Linked DNA regions of Homo sapiens: all the other regions are linked to region 1. A link is a contact called in ENCODE Hi-C data. All regions are on one chromosome and are shown on one strand. The core of a region is the stretch at or near the end of the contact, and the rest is flanking DNA. Distances in the headings are between cores, read along the strand shown.

The links. A loop is a pair of places that touch in the nucleus more often than their neighbours do. Pooled maps may share reads with other maps.
Region 2: a map with no recorded cell type shows a loop between it and region 1 (4-fold over the local background). The contact joins the enhancer-like site here to the promoter of AMOT in region 1. A Hi-C loop is called at or near these places in 16 of 37 single-sample maps with no recorded cell type and 5 of 50 pooled maps.
Region 3: a loop to region 1 is called in a pooled map, with 1.9 times the contacts of the local background. The contact joins the promoter of TRPC5OS here to the promoter of AMOT in region 1. A Hi-C loop is called at or near these places in 2 of 37 single-sample maps with no recorded cell type and 9 of 50 pooled maps.

What each region holds. Positions count from the first base shown.
Region 1 is chrX:112,838,650-112,842,543 of GRCh38, forward strand. AMOT (angiomotin) reads right to left here and starts at 2,182. Exons shown (of 14, transcript NM_001113490.2): 1 at 1,803-2,182. It overlaps LOC107985651 (a long non-coding RNA gene), which reads left to right and starts at 3,077. Exons shown (of 3, transcript XR_001755993.2): 1 at 3,077-3,219. RefSeq lists a silencer at 2,688-3,027.
Region 2 is chrX:113,744,609-113,748,905 of GRCh38, forward strand. No RefSeq gene overlaps it. Among named protein-coding and RNA genes, the nearest start is that of XACT, 130 kb to the left of the region's middle. Within about 2 kb of position 2,868, at least 2 of the 41 ENCODE cell types and tissues checked have a DNase peak (open chromatin) inside an H3K27ac peak, as active enhancers do.
Region 3 is chrX:111,873,297-111,877,547 of GRCh38, forward strand. It overlaps TRPC5OS (TRPC5 opposite strand), which reads left to right and starts at 2,885. Exons shown (of 4, transcript NM_001195578.2): 1 at 2,885-2,977. The region is part of intron 3 of TRPC5 (transient receptor potential cation channel subfamily C member 5); the gene reads right to left.

The DNA of each region.
Region 1 (3,894 bases), core at 932-3,431:
AACTGCATTGACTATGAATTATTAAAATTCCCTTTCTAAAATCTTTTAAATAGGTAAACAGATCCACAAATTTCATGTAAAAGTGACTCCACATACAATTGTGGTCAGAGGTTTACTTCACATCTAGACTGTGAAGGTAGAAAAAGCACTTACAATTTTACAAAGCCACGAACTTTTCCAAGGAAAGAAGTAATTTAAAATGAAGTATGATGTAGTGCCAGAAAGTGTCTGTCAATGACGCCGGATAAACCCATACAGAATAGTTGGAACCTTAGTTATCATCTGTAAATAGAGGCAACTACTCTACAACCACCTGGCTGTTAAAATGTCCCAGGCCAGTTATAAAATGTAGTTTGGTCAGGCCAGCTTTTCCCTCCCAGCTGATCTGAAACAGGATAGCCTTTAAAATTGTCGCCCTTCTCTACCTTCCTACTTTCCTTTCACTCATTAAAATCAACCAAAGTTATTTTAAAATGTATGTTAATAATGTGTTCCCAAATAAGCAATGGGTTAAGGACATCTCAGTAATAAGTCTTTGAACACCATCACTTACAGGCTTGACGCACTTGTCCAATTGAAGATAGGTGGGAGATGGATGAAAATGTATACCACATCCAAAATGGCATTTCAAACTATTCTTAGCTACTAAATGAGGGTGCTGAAAGGTCTAACTGAGAAGGCTTCACAAAGGCTGGCCTGAGAAAGAACTTTTCACAAAGCCTAGCTCAAGGAGACTTAAATATCCTTAGCCCTTCATCATTGAAGATTATGGTGACTAATTATCTTCTTCTCTGAATGGGAGAAGAGGGTTATATTCATAAAAGTTTTAAACTGCCTCCCAACGTCCACTCTTCATGGCGGGGAGGGAGGAGAACTTCATGCACTAAACATCCCAGGTTGTTGAAAAGTTCGTTCTAAAACATACACTAGAGATTGAAAATGCTGTTTCTCACCAACTTTCTCTTTCCTTGCTCATTTAATTCTACTTAGTCCCTTTATGCAAATTATTATATTATTATTAGTGGCAATCTACCAGGAACTGCTCACAGTCTATTAAAGACTGTTATTTTCCCTCCCCCTTTTCTTTCTCTTCATTTTCACAAACCCATGAAGCCCATCTTACTGTTGAAGCACCAATGTGCAGTGGCCCAGGCTTGGACCCTCAAGACACCCTCAAGATCCCCCAAAACTATTTACTAACATCTTTGGATCTTCTAAAGCAGATAGGGGCAACTCCCTCCTCACCACCACTATCACTACCACCACAAGCACTACCACCACCACCACACATCTCAAAGAGTAGCCTTGTTTTAGATTACACAGACTTTAAAACTTCAAGAATTCACGGTCCTACCCCTCCTGCTCCCGCCTCAGGGAGTGTGAGTCCCCACCCCAAGCCTAAGCACTTAGCAGAAACCTATCTAGTTATCTGAGATAAGCACTGACATGCATGCTGGGCTAAATGTAGATTTCAGCTTCCCTCGGGTCTTTAGCTCCTCAATGTGATTAATTACCTAGAGACCCACAAGAACCCCAGGAGGTAAAGAAGTAAAAGTACCATCTAGTAGTGGTACCCACTAGCATCTCCTCACCGAAGTAGGACGGGAAAGCAGCGCACACTCTAACCGATTTAACTTGCTGCACATCCAAAAAAACTCATGGCGAGCTGCAAAGAAAGTAGAACACACGGGCATTCCCACACGCGCCTAGATCGATTCACTCACGCCGAGGGCACGACCAAGTTCATGCCACCATGGATTCCTGCCCCAGTTCCCCGCGAAAAGTAACCACGCGTCTCCTACCCCTGAAGGCAAAGAAGACAAGGTGACGACTCTCTGCTCGCTCAAGTGGCTTCGGTCCCGGGCCAGCGGCCAGGGATGGGCAGGGGGGAAGCCCCAACTCCCGGCTGCTCCCCTCCTCGCTGCTCCGTCCGGGCTCTCCTTGGTGGCAGCGGACAGGCAGGATACCGGGCCAGAGGGTGGAGCAGCGGATAGCCGGAGGCGAGACTGACTGGAGGTGGTGGTAGTTGAGGGGGAGGCGGAGAGAACTAAGAGAAGAGGAGGCGAAAGAGAGCGGAGATGGAGGAGTAATTCAGGGGGTCTACCAGTTTAGGCAGCCAGAAAGCTCCTCGGAAGGAAGGGGCGTGACTGCCAAGGCAGCTCCTGGGCAAAGGATGGGAGGTAGGGGAGGGGGACGAACGGGTGGCTTTTCTTCTTGCGGTGAGCGGCTAGGACCGCCCCGGAGCAGGGCGGCGGGAGGGGTGGACGAGGGAGGAAGGCGGAGTAGAGGGCGGGGAAAGAAGGGCGGGAGCCTGCCTGGACCCTGGAAGTGAGGAGTGAGGGGAGCGCGGAAGAGAGGCGGGGCCGGGGGGCGTGGAAGTTTCAAACAATTGAACCGCGGGGTCCGGGAGCTCGGGCGAAAGCAAGGGACCCTCGCTCTCGCCTTCCCACTAGAGGGGCACGACTCGGTTGCCGTAGCCGTGAGAGTCTGCGCGGGGACTGGCTGGGAAGAAGGAAAGGGTTTTGCAAAAGACTACAATAATAATCTGCGGCAACAGCGCGGCATAGACGCGTGGGAGAGCCAGTGCAGCTCCCCGCCCCACTGCGGGAGGAAGAAAAACAAATAATAGAAATGCTGAAAAGCAGCTTCCACCAAAGCCTGCTTAAAATAATGCAGGAAGGAGAAGCGCTCCTTCGTTTTCCTTCCCCTCTTGCTTCCTATTACCAGCAGGCCCCCACCCAGGTCACAGCTCTGCGAGACACCCTCCTTTCTTCCTCCGCTCCCCCGCCCCGGGCGCTTGCCCCCCTCCCGTTGGCGGGCCGCAGAAGCTGAGGGGCGAGGGAGGAGGGGTCGCGGGCGGCGCTCCGCGGAGGCTCCGCCCCTGGGCGGGCTGGGAGCGCCGGCCTGGGCGGAGCGCGTCCCTGAAGCGTAAGTCCCGCCCACCATTCTTTTGCAGCTACCGGTTGGCCCAGCCTGGCCTAGTATACGCTTGCGATTGGGCCCTGGAGTCGCCAGTCTGATCCCTTTGTCCCACCCGCCCTCAAAATTAATAAAACTAAACAAGAGGCTATTGTGTAGTTCTATGTTCTACCCCAGCTACTGCTGGCAAGAGAAAGATGAGACGCTTTATTTCTCAGTCTCATAAAAGAGTGCAACAGTGTGTCGGCCGACTCTGGTACGCCTTTATGTTTATGGCACTGTCCAGCTTTCTGCGAATAGGTAACTTTTCTTCCCCCTTAGTTTATTAAATCAGGAGGGGGGAAAGTACATGAAGTGTCATTGTGGTGTTCTGCTGACTGTGAAAAAAGCTGACATTGGTTAAAAACGAGAGGGTTGAGAACAGCATCCTGGGACACGGAAAATCTACCATTTTACATCTAGAAAAACGAAGGCACAAAGAAACAGTGTCAGGGTAGCAAAATAACATGGAATTTGGAACCAAAGGAAGAATTCATTTGGGGCCCTGGCACTTACTAGCTAATTGTATGACTTCTGTTAAGTGGCTTAACTTCTCAGCCTTAATTTTTCTACCTGTAAGTAAATGCTGTAAGACATGCCCTATTAACTTAAAGGCACTGGTATGAAAATAAAATGTGTGTGAAAACTATAAAGCACTCCACACATGTATGTGTTCCTACTTGTGTGTGAAACATAATGGAGAGTCTTAGATGTGTTAGAGGATCAATATTTTGCTCATCTGTTTTAAGCATTTACATCCAAGGTCGTGTAGGTTTTGTGGCTTTATTTTAAAAAGTCAACTCTTTTCCTACAATTTTGGGGGTGGATATGAAGTTGACTCCCTGCAGTTAGAATAATAAATTACCCCTTTTCTAAGCAGGGTGGGTGAGATTTCTTTTTTAAAGTTCTACAATTTCATGACAACTTAAAGCTATT
Region 2 (4,297 bases), core at 1,618-4,117, 910 kb after region 1:
TTGTCTAGTATTAACTCTGTGTCAACCACCCTCATAGTCTCCTATGCAATACAGTGAAGCAGCTGAGAACCACATTTCCCAGAGTATCCTTCCTCATGTTAAAATTTGCCAATGAAAGACATACAGAATATGGGAAACAGAAGAGAAGGAGGGGTCATTACTCTCTGGAAACAACTGCAGTCAGACAAGTGGGCAGACATGACGTTTGAAGGAACTTCTTAAGAATCACCGACATCCCTGTTTTGTATATCATACTTGTATAGTTATAGTTGGTTAGAGTCCTCCAAACATTTCTGGCATTCACAGCAGCTTCAAGGGACATTCTTGAGACCCGCTCACTTCACTGCTGCAGATTGAAATAGTTAGGGAATCTTCTAAATGTTCCTGGGATTTGCTGTGGCTTTGGGATGACCTTAGGAGAACCACCTGCTTCAATGCTGAAGGCTGAATTCACTGGCTGTGGCTTCCTTGACCTTTGCTCCGCCTGTTTTTTCCTTTCAAATGTTGAATAACTTTCAATTCCCCCAACTAAAACTTTCATACTTTCCATATATAGAGTGGCTCTGATTTCTTGATCTAGCCCTAATTAATACATTAAACTTTATCCCTCTCCACTTTGTGAATTTAGTGAAACCCTTAATAAGATTTCTAAATTCCAATCTCTCCCTATTTGGGACAAATAGAAGCATCCTCTAAAGTGTTCACACTGGTTTGAATTAGTCCAAGTAGAGGTTGTAAGTATCTTTCTTTTTCTGTAGTAACTTCATCATTTCACACGGTAAGATGAGATCAAGGTGTTAAAACATTTACATTGAGATGATTGTTGCATCCACAGAACCTCATACTTCCTAAATTTCTGGAACATGTAGCACTAAAGCTCCCATTGTCTTTTTTATGGGTAGATCCTCTTTGAGCCTTGAAGACTAGGTTCAATGGCCTATAAGTTATTCATTTGCTTCTTACTAGTTTTAGCATTTGTGATTGCAAAGAATAATTCATTAGTTGCATAATTACTACCAAAAATAAATTATTCAATATATATACCTAGAGAAATTTTCTTCATAAAAGGTTAATTCTGTGTATCTGTTAATTCATGCCCATCTCAGAAAGTATACTCTGTCTGTTTGAAAGGACCATTTTGAAGATTTAATGAATCTTAAAATCTTCTTAAGTTCCTGAATACATTATTGACCAATCAAAACTTTGCTGAAATGTCCACTTACCCTCTGATACACTTAGGTACTTATCATACTTCAACAGATCTGATTGATCAAGATTATAGCTGAGACTTGGCTAAAATATTGGCAGATGTTTCCTTATAAAAGTTCACTTCTGAAGACATTACAGTCTTAAAAAGCTGTCATTGATATTTGAAAGACTACCTTATATAAGTGATGTGCTATTCTGATTTAATTATGAAAGCAAATGGAAAGCTAAGGGGTTTATACTCTGGAATGTGAAATAATGGTGTTAAGCCATCATGTCTCAGTTTTTTGGATATAAAGGAGTAAAAGTTTGTCTTGTTAAGCATTAAATGAATGTCAAAAATATGGAAACAGAAATTGGAATTTGGGGTTTGTTTGCTGCACCAGGTGGACTCCAGCTATCAGAACCAATAAAACACCTGTTGAATCCTTTAGAATAGGCATGTTATACATTTGTTTTGACCATTGGGACATAAGAGGCAAATACGACAATCAGCAACTTCACTGAAGGCATCACCAAGTTACACACTCCTATGAATTCTTCATGTAAATCTAGAATAAAAATGAACAAATTCATAACTGTTCAAGGTATGCAGAATTTCCAGACTTCCACATTGTCTCTTATTTGGCCTATAATCATCTTAGAAATACTCATAAAGCTCTGAACAAGTACTACAGTATAAGCTTTGGGAAGAAAGTTGAAGGTTAAAGAGTGTGTGTCAAGCGAACGTGCAAAATAGGTATTGTACCATAGACACTCCTTTTCTCCTGCTAAAAACATCCTTTTTGTCTCTAGCCATTCAGTATCCTCATGTTCCCTCAGCTACATCTGTGATAATAAATAGTCTGATAAACTCATCCATTCCAAAAAATCACTGATGTGCTGTTCAAAGGAAATTTTTAGCTAAAGAGAATTACTGGACAAGTAATGATAAAACCTAATCATTGCTAATAAATATTATTGGAGCAACTAAAATGGTACAAAAAGACATTTGGAGTCAGGGACACATTCCTAGTATCCTTTAAATCACAGCATATTTTACTTCTATGTAACACTGAGCTTGTTTATTTTTCTATTTCTTTTTATTTATTAATGTCTATGTTCTATTTATCTGAACTCAGATTTGGTATCAGCAGCCGACCTAGGCTTTCCTTACCAAAATAAGTTAACACAGGTGAGTGTCCAGATACTCAAGATTTACATACCAGGTTCACACATTGCTAAATCTAAACTAATTTTCTTTTTATTCTATTTCAAACTCCACTACTGAGCCACCCAGTGAACTCCATGTTTCCATTACAAAGCCAGTACTAGTAGAAAAGCCGTGACCTGTAAGAAGAGCTCAAAATAATGGTGGAATAAAAGGGAAAAAATGTCAAAAGAATTCATTAGGTTATAATAAAGTTGTGTAATAAGGACATCACTAAAATTCCACAAGAAATTCTTACATAAGAACATTCAAGGAAACACCTGTACACTACCTTCCTATACTTGTTCTTATGAGAGAAATAGTGATCCATGATTTATAAATCCAATAGTACTTAATACAGTCAGAAAGTTGTATTTATCCCATTATTCCCTTTGTAACTTTTTAATTCTCTCACTGCCTCTATCAGCCCTCAGGGGATACCAGCTGTGTTTCAGGACCCATAAAGAACCTGATTAGAGAAACAGGATATGAGAAAGCTAATTATAGATGAAGGCAATTCAAACTACAAAATAGCTACAGGAAAGAAAACATTTGGCCAAGATGAATTTGGCAAAATGAAAAAGTGCACAGCCATCTTCTGCTAGGCCTATCCCTAGGTAAGAAGAAACTAGAACCCACCCCCGACTACCTGCAAAAGGAAAATTCTTTGGGAAAATATTTTTAAATGTGTTTTCTAAGTCACACACAGAGAGATATTGTAATTACCCAGAGGAAATCTGGTCACTCAACTTCCTGTTTCTTTCTTATCTTTCACTCACAAAGTTACATAAAGGTAGGTGGAACTATCCAACAATAAACCAGACTGATAATTATTACAGTGTGCTTAATGACAAGTAAAAAGTGCACTTGCTCTAAGTCAGAGCTGCCAACTTGAGAATAAAGAAAAGATCTGAAGACAAACATAATAACTCAGTGATTAGACTGAGGGCAATGATGCTATTGCCATGGAAACCATTGAAAAGTACCCAAAATGTATTGTAAATACCATCTCTTTGTTGTATTACTTATTTATTTGTCAAAAAGCTCTCTAATGTGTTCAATAATATTAATTGAGAAGAACAAATATTTTAAAGGTTATGTCTCAAAATATTTTGTAGCCAATATTCTATGAACAAAATAACATGAAAAATTGGCAACAGGATGGCAGTAAATTCCGAAGTTTGGAGGTATGCTTAATTGACTTTGGTTTTGCCTGGAATTTCTTGACAGAGATATTGTGCCCTGGCAATACAAACATGCCTTATATATAACATGAAATAGTCTCTATGATTTGCATGTGCCAACATAGTATTTTCTAATGTCATTTAATTGCTTTTTTTTTTTTTTTTTTTTGAGACGGAGTCTCTCTCTGTCCCCAGGATGGAGTGCAGTGGCACTATCTCGGCTCACTGCAAGCTCCACCTCCTGGGTTCACACCATTCTCCTGCCTCAGCCTCCTGAGTAGCTGGGACTACAGGTGCCCGCCACCATGCCTGGCTAATTTTTTGTATTTTTAGTAGAGACGGGGTTTCACCGTGTTAGGCAGGATGGTCTCCATCTCCTGACCTCGTGATCCGCCCACCTCGGCCTCCCAAAGTGCTGGGATTACAGGCGTGAGCCCCCGCGCCTGGCATTTAATTGCATTTTTAACATTTCATACCATCGGCCTCCTTTCTTCTGTTTCTAAACAGAATGAACGTCCTAAAACAAGAAAATTAAGCAAGATATCTTCTGTTGCACAACCTGTTTTTGTTCATTACCAATTTAAATTAACTTGACAATCATTGAATAATCCCAACAAAGTGGTATTAGGTGCTGAAATAGCAATGGTGCTATTTAAAATTCATAGATGATGACACACAGTAAGTACTAAATAAATATTTTGGAATGAATGAATCTATT
Region 3 (4,251 bases), core at 1,635-4,134, 960 kb before region 1:
ATCGAATACACATTAATGTAAAGATGGGAACAATAGACACTGGGAATCACTAGATAGGGGAGAAATGGGGGCTTAGGCTGAAGGACCACCTGTTGGGTATTATGTTTACTGCCTGGGTGATGGGATCATTGAGACCCCTAGCCTCAGCACTGAGCAATTTACCCATGTAACAAACCTACACGTGTGCCCTTTAATAAAATTTGAAGCTGGGTGTGATGGCTCATGTCTGTAATCCCAGCACTTTGGGAGGCTAACGCGGGTGGATTACCTGAGGTCAGGAGTTTGAGAGCAGCCTGGCCAACATAGTGAAACCCCGTCTCTACTAAAAATACAAAACATTAGCTGGGTGTGGTGGTGAGTGCCTGTAATCCCAGCTACTAGGGAGGCTGAGACAGGAGAATTGCTTGAACCCAGGAGGCGGAGGTTGCAGTGAGCCGAGATCGCACCATTGCGCTGCAGCCTGGGCAACAAGAGCAAAATTTCGTCTCCAAATAAATAAATAAAAAAAATTTGAAATAAAAAAGCAAAAAAAAAACTTGCTCAAAATGGCTTTTACCAGGTGATTATTCAGGAACATGGCCTAAAGACATGAATGCATCTTGGCTCCTGTGTGCTTAATGTAACCAGGAACAGTGTGTCCTGTTCTTCCCTGCCCCTGCAACCATCCACCACACTCCTACACCTTTCTTGCCCTCACCACACATTCTGTCTTTCTCTGGTAGAGAAAGGAAGGATCCTCAATGCTCGGATGGCTTTTAAGAAGTCATTTTCCATCTGTTTCCAGGTAAGACCACCCCAAATGTAGCCAGCTCAATTAAGCCAGCAACATTCACTGAGCACCTACTCTGTGCCAGGCCCCATGCCAAGTACTTGGGACACAGGCATGACTTCAGTGGTGAGAATCTCATTCCTGAAGGGAACACCTAACAGATAATAACAAAATCAGATTCCTGTTCTACCATGATAGGGTTCCCAGTGCCTGACAAAAGCTATAATGAAGTCAAGAGACTTTCTTGCTAATGACTGCAACAGGAAACTAAACTCACAAGAGAACACAGTTCATGTAGCTGAAGGGAGAATCAAATTAGCTGGAATCCCGAGAGAGTAATTATTTCTGTGGAGTATCAAGACCGTAGGGGCCCTGGTAGCTTGATTTTAAAGAGAGTTGTAATTATTCTAATCCATGTCCTTTCTCCTTCCTTCTAGGGACCAGCATGTGGTGGGCTTTTAATAAAATGACTGTCTGAGAAGTTGACTATGTGCCAGACATGCCTTTAATCCTTAATCCTCATGATGACTCTATGAGGGTGGTATTGTTGCTGTTCTACCGCTGAAGAAACTGAGACACAGAGAGACTAAATGTTTTGTCTAGTAAGTGGTGAGAGCCAGGTTTTGAACCCAGGTCTATCTGAGTACACCACTAGTGCTCTAACTTGAGGTGATCAAACTATAGCCTCTGGGCTAAATCTAGCCCATTGCCTGCTTTTGTAAATGAAGTTTTATAGGAATACAGCCACATTCATTTGTTTATGTATTACCTGTGGTTGCTTTTATGCAGAGTTGAGTAATTACAACAGAGACCATAAGGTCAACAGTGTCTAAAATATTTGCTATGGGCCCTCTATAGAAAGAGTTCTGGGCCCTGCTGTAACCATAATACTACATAGTCTCTGGTATGTAGGCATTGGAGTAAGACAGACATGAGGTCCGACTCTGGCTTTGCCATTTATTAATAGTATGCCTTTGGACAAGTTCTTTTACTTCTCTGTGCCTCTGTATCCTCCTCTGTAAAATGAGAATAATAATACTGCTGATAGGGTAGCTATGAGGATTAAATGAGCTACTATTCATGAAAGGTTCTTAGCACAGTTCTGGTTGCCTGGCACATAGTAAACTCTTAAAAATGGTAGTTAAATTACTTGGAGTAGTAATGAGAACAGATAGAATGTGGCTGTGTGCCTGGCACATAGTGAATGTTCACTTAAATACCAAATACCTGTATTTGTCTGTTTCTTATTCTTGATGACATTTCTAGTGCCTTGAGTTGTTGAAGAAAAGACTGAAGTTTAGGGCCAGAGGTAGAAGTATGAGGATTAGCAGGACAGGGCAGTGAACAGGGTGGTTTTGGCCTGGAGGGGGACTGACAGCAGGGGATTCACTCTAGTATAAGCCATTAAAAGCTTTAAGCCAGAACCATATATGACCACAATGAAGTGTGTATGTGTAGGGCCCAGGAAGAAAGTCCCCAGTTCTGTGATGTTTTTCTTTTTTCTTTCTTTTTTTTTTTTTTTTTTTTTGGTGTCTTCAAAATCCTTCCCTTGTGTTGCACTTCAATGGACTCTGATTCCATTCTTTGATTAATGTGATGTTTTCTTAAAGATTGCAGTTTATGCTGACCTCCCCATTCTCCTAGTTCCTGCAGCAACTGTAGAAAAAAATAATGACTGTCAGATATACTTCTTTGTTCTTAGTTGGGCTTGGTTGATGCCTCTGATTAGATCCTCAACTCCTTTAGGGTAGCAACCATGGCTGTTCACATCTCCCAGGTTGAGGGAGAGGGAGGGTGTTAGTGCTATTAAACAAAGAAGGGATGTGTTTTTGTTTGTGGTGTGTGTGTGTGTGCATGTGTGTTTCTGACTGGGAAGTACCTAAAATGAAAGGATAATGAATTTCAGAGGCAAGGTCTTTGGGAGATAAATGAAACACAACAATGTTTCAATGTCCTATTAAGCTAGGGAGAAAAAAAAAAAAACTAGAAAAGACAAATGTGGCAAACAAAAACTGCAGGACCATAGTTGGAAGAGGTTTCTGAAGAGGTGGGAGCTATCTCTTAATTATGTAGACGGAAGAGGAGGTTACCTACCATGTGATGAAAATTCCTACCATTAGAGAGGTAAGCCTTTGGATTACAGCTCTGATGTTTCTGGTAGCCATCTTTTTCTAATATCTCTGTGAAGGTCAACCCCTGACTCCTAAGGTGAGTTGCTTCATAAACAATTTACCACTTGCAAGTCTATGAGAGAAGACAGAGGATAGGTAAGTTTTCCTGAGAGAGGAAAGGATGAGCTCTCTCTCCTCTAGGGAAAGCACTTGCCTTCTTCTCCTGGCAGTTTTTCATTTTTCATAATCTATATTGGGCACGCCGTACCCCTTATTCAAGTGGGATACATATTTCCTGTCACTGATATAAACATCGTTTATGTAAATTCTCTTTTTCCTTGCCAGTCTGAGATGGAAAGCCTATGGCTCTTGCAGCAGAGGTAATTAGGGAGTAGGGCCACAGATCAGTTAAGACCTAATGCCCTGAGGGAACCAGTGAATTCTCTCTCAAGTTTAGTTTCTGTTTAATATGACTTCCAGATGATTCTGTTTCATATGAATATCAAGGCTTTAATGAGTCTCTACCACCCAGAATTCCCTGGCAATATTTACTTTCCTTAACTGTGGTTATCATATACTTCTCTGAAGAAATGAAAAGATGCAAAACTGGAACCGACAAACTCAGTTCCTGGCTTCTCAAGGGTATGGTGGTGGTTTTTGTTTTGTTTTGATTTTCCCTTTCACTTAGAGCTCATATTAATACTCCGTGTATTTTAGTCATTCATAACAACATTTCTTAGGTGTCATATTGTGTAGTCATCATGCTCAAATGCCTGGGAGCCTGAGTTTAATGCTGTTCTCGGAGTTCATTCTGTAAAACTTCAATATTGATTAGAAAAATACTATCTATGGATGATCACATTTGTGTTTCAGAATGATCAATCTTTGCAGTTTGGAAGATGAATTGGCAAAAGGGATGGGAGTAGGGTGATAGCATGGCTGGAGGCAGGTGGACTGATTGAGTCTACTGTAATTGTATAGGTTAGAGGTAATAAAGACCTGAATTAGAGCAGTGGAAGTTGAAAGGAAGTGACGTTAAAGAAGATATTTTGGAGATAAAATTGACAATATCTAGCAATCAGTTGCATGAGTAGGTGGAAGGCAAAGAGGAGTTGAAGTTTATGCAGAAGGAGGATATCTCTGCTACAAAATGATGGAGAGGAATTAGGAGCTCATGAGGAAGAATGGGTTTGGAACAGACACTGTTGAGTTCATTTTAGTTGTGGTGACTTAGTGTTCTGGTTTGCTTGGGGTTGAGGGAATTCCGAGGACACGGAACTTTCAGTGCTAAAACTAGGTCCTGGGTAAACCTCAAGTTTAGGATATGTTGGATTTGAGGTATGTATGGATGGTGTTCAGCAGGTGATCAGG